Linked DNA regions of Homo sapiens: region 2 is linked to region 1. The links are chromatin contacts, found by Hi-C or POLR2A ChIA-PET in ENCODE. All regions are on one chromosome and are shown on one strand. Each heading gives the region's core, a stretch centred on a gene start or an enhancer-like site at or near the end of the contact. The rest is flanking DNA. Distances are from core to core; before and after follow the strand shown.

Region 1 (3,733 bases), core at 426-2,925:
TCACCGTGTTAGCCAGGATGGTCTCGATCTCCTGACTTCGTGATCCGCCCGCCTTGGCCTCCCAAAGTGCTGGGATTACAGGCGTGAGCCACCGCGCCAGGCCAATAATTCTTCATGAACTACAAAAGTCATAGAAAAAGAAAAGGGAAATGAGGATGAGGAGGTACAAAATTATTTTATTTGAATTCTAACTAAAATCCAACCTGCTCACAAAAAATGTCAATCCAGACATCTCTCAAAAAGAGAGACATCAAAACTGTTCTAACAGGAGAGGTGTCCCTCTCGAGAGGCCATATCCCCCAACAATAACACCAGAACAGATACACTTCCCATGGACAGATCTCAGGGGAAGAGTATTAAAACGATACTGTCGTCGATTTAAAACCAAAGGAAAAAGAGTAACCTTTTCAAGGGAAGCGCCATTACTTCCCTCTCCTGCTCCCCCTCCCTTCTGTGTATACATGGGTCTGTGTATGAAGAAACTGCCTTGGACTTCTGCAGCATTGCAGTAGACTAGAGGATGGGGAAGGGGGAAGGGTACGGGGAGAGAAACGCTTCCATCGCCCCTACAGAAGAGGGGTATAGATTTCCTGTGCTAGGGGGTGGAATCCACCCAGCAAGCCACCCAGAGCAGTCTCCCTTCCCAAGAATACACAGACACTACAAAGGAGAAGAGGAGCAAAGGCACCAGAGGGGAAGGGGACCTCGCGCCTTTAAACCGGGGTGCACATCAACCCAGTCTCCCTGTGAGGGCCACACCTTCCTCGAAACATCCCCCTTCCACCACCCCTTCCGGTGACCCTCAGGAAAAAGGAATGGAATTGCTCTCGCCCCTTAAAACCGGAGGGCGCCCAGCTCACCAGCTTCTTCACCCCACCCACAGAATCACAGACCCTCCTTTTCTCCCTCCCCCACCCCACTCCCACATCCCTTCTTCCACACACAGGCCCGAGTGGGCCGAATTTCCCCGCCCCCCTCTATATCCCCCTTTCCCAAAGCAGAGGTGCCCTTACCCTTTCGCCGACAGGTCTGGGGCGGAGCAGGCAGGCGCAGCCCCCTGCAGCGCTCCGGTAGCCGCTACCCTGGAGGGTGAGGAGTGAGGAGGAGGAGGGGGCCCGGCGACAGATCGCCGCCCCCCACCCCCGAGCCCCAGCAAGCCGCCCAGCCCAAGCTCTGCAACAAGGGGCGGCGGCGGCGGGGGGTGGGGGGGGGGGCGAGGGGACGACCGGGGTCGAGGAGGCGCCCTCAGCGCTTGGGCTCAGTTAAGATGGCGCGGGGAAGTGCCGGGAGCCGTCTCCGTCGCCGCCTCGGGGGAACCGGCCCGGGCCTCGGCCGCCTCTAGTCCTCACACAGCCGAGGCCCTCTCGGTCCCCCGCCGCGGCCCCTCGGCGGGCGGGCCCACGCGCAGCCCTCCGCCACCAACACCACCCCTGGTAAGGAGGCGCTCACAAAGGGAAGAGAGGCCGCGGGCCGGCCGGCGGACGGCGGGGCGGGGTCCCCCGGGGCCGGGAGGCCTCAGATGTTCGCGAGTGCCTAGTGCTTTCGGCCCGCGAAGGGCGCAGGGCGAGCGGGACCCCTCCTCTCTCCTCAGGCAGGCGGCGGCACCGACTCAGTCTCTTTGCCACCCTCCCTCTCTCTCCCCGAGCCCTGAAGCCACAGAGCCCGGCCGCTGCCCAGCTTCCCCCCCTTTACCCGACACCACTCCCCTCCTCCAGACCGTCATCCCCCGTCTCCGATCTCGCGAGATTTTCCGCCTGACAGGCCGGACCCTGCGCGAGACACGACTACATGCGCGCGCGCGCGCCCTCACAGGAGCGCGCAAGGCTTGCTACGGGCAGAGTTGTCCCGGTGGCCCGGAGTTCCAGCCTCTGTCCAGCATGGCCTCACTGAGTTCGCGGAGCTTCTAATGCCACGCGGGCGTCAGGTGCATTCATTTCACCCCGGAGATCTGAAGAAGAAGAGTTTATCTGCATTCCCCTTCCTTCCTGCTTCCCACCTCCAAAGCCCGCCACTGATCCTGCGAATAAGTTTGCCCTGAAGTGTGGAATATCCCATTCCTGCACAACTCGGTTCTACACCCCCTCCCCCGTGGGATTCAGAGGTACACTGGGCAGCGCAATCAGTATGCAGTTGAGTTTTTGAGATTCTAATAGTTGATACTAATTCTTGGAACGACAGTAAGACTTGGAAATACAGATCTAAGCCACCCTATATATTGGTGATGTAGAAAAGAGATAACTTCTTGAAAAGTGTCTGTGGGTTTAGTAGGTTGAGTAATGAGAAGTTTTGGAACAAGAGCAGCAAACAAACTAAAGACTCCTATGCAAAGAAGAAGTAGAGTTTTTATTCTTTTATCTCAAAACTTTTTTTTTTTTTTTTAGGGAAAACTCCCTCAGTACTTATTCAAGAACCTAAAAGTGTAAGGCCGGGCGCGGTGGCTCACGCCTGTAATCCCAGCACTTTGGGAGGCCGAGGCGGGCGGATCACGAGGTCAGGAGATCGAGAGCATCCTGGCTAACACGGTGAAACCCCGTCTCTATTAAAAGATAGAAAAAAATTAGCCGGGCGTGGTGGTGGGCGCCTGTAGTCCCAGCTAGCTACTCGGGAGGCTGAGGCAGGAGAATGGCGTGAACCCGGGAGGCGGAGGTTGCAGTGAGCCGAGATTGCGCCACTGCACTCCAGCCTGGGCGACAGAATGAGACTCGTCTCAAAAAAAAAAAAAAAAAAGAGAGAACCTAAAAGTGTACACAAAGTGTAGTCATAAAAAATCTTGGTTCTTTAACCAACAAAACGACTGAAATAAATAAACCTGTTATATGAGTTTCATGAATAAAAATTAACTCTGGGCCGGGCCCGGTGGCTCACGCCTGTAATTATAGCACTTTGGGAGGCTGAGACGGGCGGATCACCTGAGGTCAGGAGTTCGAGACCAGGCTGGCCATAGTAGATCTGTGCTCCAAGGAAGGAGCATGTTGATCAGACCTAAGCAATCCGTGTATACAGTGTATGTATGACCTTCCTCTAGTCTGGCTCAGGGATGGGCACATGATCCAATTAGAGCCAATGGGTACAATAAGATTTTCTCTGGCTTTTTGGGAAAGAAACTTTCTTATTTTCTCCCAAAAATGTAATATATATATTGAACTCCCAAAATGGAATCCAGTGGTGTGATCCTGGCTCACTGCAACCTCTGCCTCCCAGGATCAAATGATTCTGCTACCTCAGTCTCCCAAGTAACCGGAACTACAGGCATATGCCACCGTGCTGGCTAAGTTTTGTATTTTTTGTAGAGATGGGTTTCGCCATGTTGCCCAGGCTGGTCTTGAACTCCTGGCCTCAAAGGATCCACCTGCTTCGGCCTCCCAAAGTACTAAGATTACAGATGTGAGCCACCGTGCCCAGCCTATGATTTTTCAATGAGCAATAATCACACCTCGGATAAATCTCATTGGCTACAATACTGCCACTGCACAAAGTTTCTGAAATTTGATGATGATGATAACAAAAATAGTGAAATAGTTAACACGTATTGAGTGCTGATTATATGCCAGAGAGAGTTCTAAACACTCTACTTATTTACTCCTCACAATAACCATATTGGGTGGGTATAATTATTATTCCCTTTTAGAAATGGTGGAACTGGGCCTGGCACGGTGGCTCATGCCTGTAATCCCAGCACTTTGGGAGGCTGAGGTGGGCAGATTACCTGAGGTCAGGAGTTCGAGACCAGCCT
Region 2 (3,672 bases), core at 900-3,399, 240 kb after region 1:
GCTGGGACCACACTTGGCTAATTAAAAAAAAATTTTTTTTGTAGAGACGGGGTCTCACTATGTTGCCCAGGCTGGTCTTGTGTTAACAACACCTTTGCAACCACAGCAACTCCTGACCTGTGGGCCCTTGCCTGGGGCCCCCTCTCTCCTCCTTTCTTCCTCCTCTCTCCTCCCCAGATGAGCTGAAAGCAATTCCTGCAGCCAAAACTAGCCCTTCCAACCAACTTCATGTTTGACAAGCATCTGTTTCTACAGCAACAATAAGAGCTACAGTTTTGGGATTTTGAAGAAAATGGGCGGGACAAAGGGTAGAGGATCCTCTATAGGGTCTTTCAAAGGCACAGAAGAGAGACCTCAAAATCAGTCATCAAAGGAAGACAAGCGATCTTGCTGCCTAGACCTCCCAAAATGTTGGGATTATGGGCATGAGCCATAACACCCGGCCAGCTTCAATTTGAATAGCCACTCATGGCTAGTAGCTACCATATTGAACAGTACGGCTCTAAACAGCTCCCAGAAAGAAATAGTTGGGTGTTCTTGAAGGTTTGTTTCCTCCTTCAGAGTCCCCCTGGTAAGGCAGGGGATGGTGGCATTTCCCCTTCCTCTCAAGAAGGAAGAGCTGTCCTCTCTGGCAATTTCTACACCTCAACCACCACCAGCTCTGGAATCCTAATGCCCCAGGGCCAGCAGGTCCCTGGCTGTGTGCCACCACAACTGGGGCAGCGCTTCCTTTCCTCGCCAAGGATGTCTTCTGCCCAGCTTTGTAACACACAGGTACTCACATGCCCCAGTGGATTTGGCCCAGGCTGTTAGCACAGAGGTGGTGGGTTGGTAGGCAAGGTAGAGGCTTTTGCTTCTTCCTGTTTCTATGGACATAGGGTTTGTGCTTTATTTTTTACTTCAGAGGGTTTTAGAAACAGGCCCAATAGGGGCTCCAGAGGTGAACACACAGATTCTCAAATATTTATTGGATGTCCAGTGTTACGAGGAACCTGAGGCTTGTCTAGAAGAACTTCTCTGACTTTGAGAATAAGCACCACAGGCCTCCATCTCTCACACCCAGGAAGACCTTACTGATATTTTATTTAAATTGCTGTGGCTGACCCTTAAGCTGGCTTCCTTTTTTTTCTTCTGTGGAAATGGAGAAGAGTTGTCATTTATATGAAAAAGAGAACAATGCTTCATTATGTTTATTCCCTCCTGTCTACCAGAGGGGGTGGATAGGAGAACATAGTGCATGTGGTACATTTAGGAGACCCAGAAGTGACCCAAGTCCTGATGAGATGTGGGGCAGGGCTGTGGAGGATTTTGGGAAAGGATCCTCAAGGCTGGCTCATGGCTTTGGGCCTTGGGGGAGCTTGGCAAAGCAGAGGCAATTTGGAAGTCCCCGGGGGCCATGAGGAAATCCCCAGCAGCTGAGAGACCTCAGAGAGCAGCAGGCCTGCTGTCGGGCCAGTCAGGTGGTCCCTGCAGTCGGCCGCATATGCCTGCCTAGTCTTTGGGGATTGACTCAGGGTCTTGGCAGAGAGGACAAGCCCAGGCGTCCCTACTTGGGCTCTGTGCCCGAAAAGGTGTGGTGGCACATGGCTCTGAGCAAACTGATGGGTGTGCCAATGCAGGGACTGGGTGGGTGTAGGGGCTGGGGGGAGTGTCAGAGCCCCAAGCCTCGGCGACCACCTCTGGGGCAGTGATCTGTGGCTCGCCGTCCCATACCCACTGACCTTCCTGATTGCTTGTCTCTAGACAAGCCCCTCTCTAGAACAGGCTTTCCTGGCGTCTTTTGACCTTGCATTCATGTATTCATTCATTTATTCCATCAATAAGCATTTACTGAATGCCTACTATATGTAGGAACTGTTTTAGGTTCTGGGGATAGAGCGGTGATAAAAACAAAGTGGGCACCGAGCTCATCCCTGCCTCTTCTTGCCCTACGCGTCCTGGGGACGGCGAGAGGCCATCTTGCCGCCGCAGCCCCCTCGGGCCGGAGCTCCTGGGGGACGCCTCCTGGGGGTGGGGCCTGGAGGCCGGCCTGGCGGAGGTGAAAGCGGCCCCAGCAAAGCGGGAGGGTAGATGAGAAGGGGGCTGCCACCCTCTGCTGGGCGCCAGCGGCGCTGCAGGGCGGAGCTTCCAGGGCTCTAGGCGCATGTGCTGGGCTTGGCCCCACCCCCTTGGCCCCGCCCAGGCTCCGGCTGGCCGGTGGGCCAACCCGGGAAGTGCCGCCCCGGGCCTGGGGCTGACTCGGCCCTCACAGAGCCTGACCCGTGCGTAGGGTGCTGAGTGGCTGGGGTGGCCCTGGGCATGCGCCGTTGGTCACTCCAGGTTTCCTCTCAGCCCTCCTTCTCCTCTCTGAGACCATCCCTAGGCTTCTTAAAGGGAGTCTGCCCTATAACCCTTCAGAATCCACTGGCTATCGGCACTGGTAGAATTTCATAAAAAATCTTGGCACCTCAATACCAATCGCTGTCTCCTAACACTACTGTTTCATACGAGGTGACATTTTGTTACTTACACACACACACACACACACACACACACACACACAAAAGAATAAAGGATAATTCCTCCCAAGAAAGGGAAGGGACTCCTGCGCTGGCATTTTCTTTGAGACAGGTGTAGACTCTAGTACTGGCCCTAGGGCTGGTGCTGAGGACCTCTGAAGTGGTCATCCTGGAAGTGCACCTGCCACCCTAGTGGCTGGGCCCTCCCACTTCAAAAGCAAGTGCTCCAGGCCCTCCTGGCCCTGAGCTCTGAGTGCTTTAAACAGGACTCTCCCCAACTCCCTAAATATAGTTCTATTATTGACACTTTACACACCGCAAATTTGTAATACAAGGATCATATAATTAGTACCCATTTATGGCAACAGTGCTTATAGACTTTTTTTTAGGAGTTTTGATTTACAGGGGAACTAGAGGGACAAATGGGGTCAGAGAAGTATTCTTTTGTTAAGATATATTTTGTTAAGATATATATATCTCATTGTTAAGATATATCTTAACAAAATATATCTTCCCAAGCTTTAAACCTTGGTATCTTTCCTTACTTTTCTCAATCTCCACCCAGACCCGCTTGTGCCCATTTCCCATCCTTCCCCAAATAGTCACCAAGTCCAGCTTATTTTTTCTCTTGAGTCACCCTCTCTTCCCCATCAACTGCCAGAATCCTAGGCAGACCCTTCTTATCTCTCATTTGGCATCACCTTTTACCTTGACTTCCTTTTTTTTTTTTTTTTTTTGTCACCCAGGCTGGAGTGCAGTGGCATGGTCGTAGCTCACTGTAATCTGTAACCTTGAACTCCTGGGCTCAAGTGATTGATCCTCCCACCTCAGCCTCTGAAGTAGCTAAGACTACAGTTGCAGGCCACCACGCCTGGCTAATTTTTAAATTTTTTGTAGACGGGTCTCTGTGTTTCCCAGGCTGGTCTTGAACTCCTGGTCTGAAGTGATCCTCCTGCCTCTGCCTTCCAAAGTTTTGGGATTACAGGTATGAGCCACCATGCCTGACTACCTTGACTTTCTAATGTTCTTTCACCTTCCAGCCTCCTTTCTCCTCCTCTTGCATCCTGTTAGCTCAGAATGTTTTTTGGTTTTTGTTTTTTGTTTTTAGGCAGGGTCTCTCACTCTGTCACCCAGGCTGGAGTGCAGTGGTGTGATCATGACTCACTGCAGCCTT

What was found. A loop is a pair of places that touch in the nucleus more often than their neighbours do. ChIA-PET counts read pairs that join two places held with the same protein, here RNA polymerase II (POLR2A). Pooled maps may share reads with other maps.
Region 2: a loop to region 1 is called in a map of gastrocnemius medialis, with 2.3 times the contacts of the local background. The contact joins the enhancer-like site here to the promoter of TAOK1 in region 1. A Hi-C loop is called at or near these places in 3 of 168 maps with a recorded cell type or tissue (B cell, ascending aorta and gastrocnemius medialis), 5 of 37 single-sample maps with no recorded cell type and 13 of 50 pooled maps. POLR2A ChIA-PET finds 5 or more read pairs at or near these places in 7 of 52 experiments (A549, AG04450, BJ and 4 more).

Annotation. Positions count from the first base shown.
Region 1 is chr17:29,388,305-29,392,037 of GRCh38, reverse strand. TAOK1 (TAO kinase 1) reads right to left here and starts at 1,675. Exons shown (of 20, transcript NM_020791.4): 1 at 1,014-1,675. MIR4523 (microRNA 4523) reads right to left here and starts at 1,376; the gene lies at 1,308-1,376. It also overlaps the pseudogene RNU4-34P. RefSeq lists enhancers at 270-509, 1,670-1,759, 1,880-2,119 and a silencer at 1,160-1,629.
Region 2 is chr17:29,147,453-29,151,124 of GRCh38, reverse strand. All of the region lies in intron 2 of MYO18A (myosin XVIIIA), which reads left to right. All of the region lies in intron 1 of LOC124903967 (a long non-coding RNA gene), which reads right to left. Among named protein-coding and RNA genes, the nearest start is that of MYO18A, 31 kb to the left of the region's middle. RefSeq lists enhancers at 1,230-1,279, 1,300-1,489 and a silencer at 1,870-2,349. Within about 2 kb of position 2,149, at least 39 of the 41 ENCODE cell types and tissues checked have a DNase peak (open chromatin) inside an H3K27ac peak, as active enhancers do; they include B cell, ascending aorta and gastrocnemius medialis, where a contact is called at or near this core.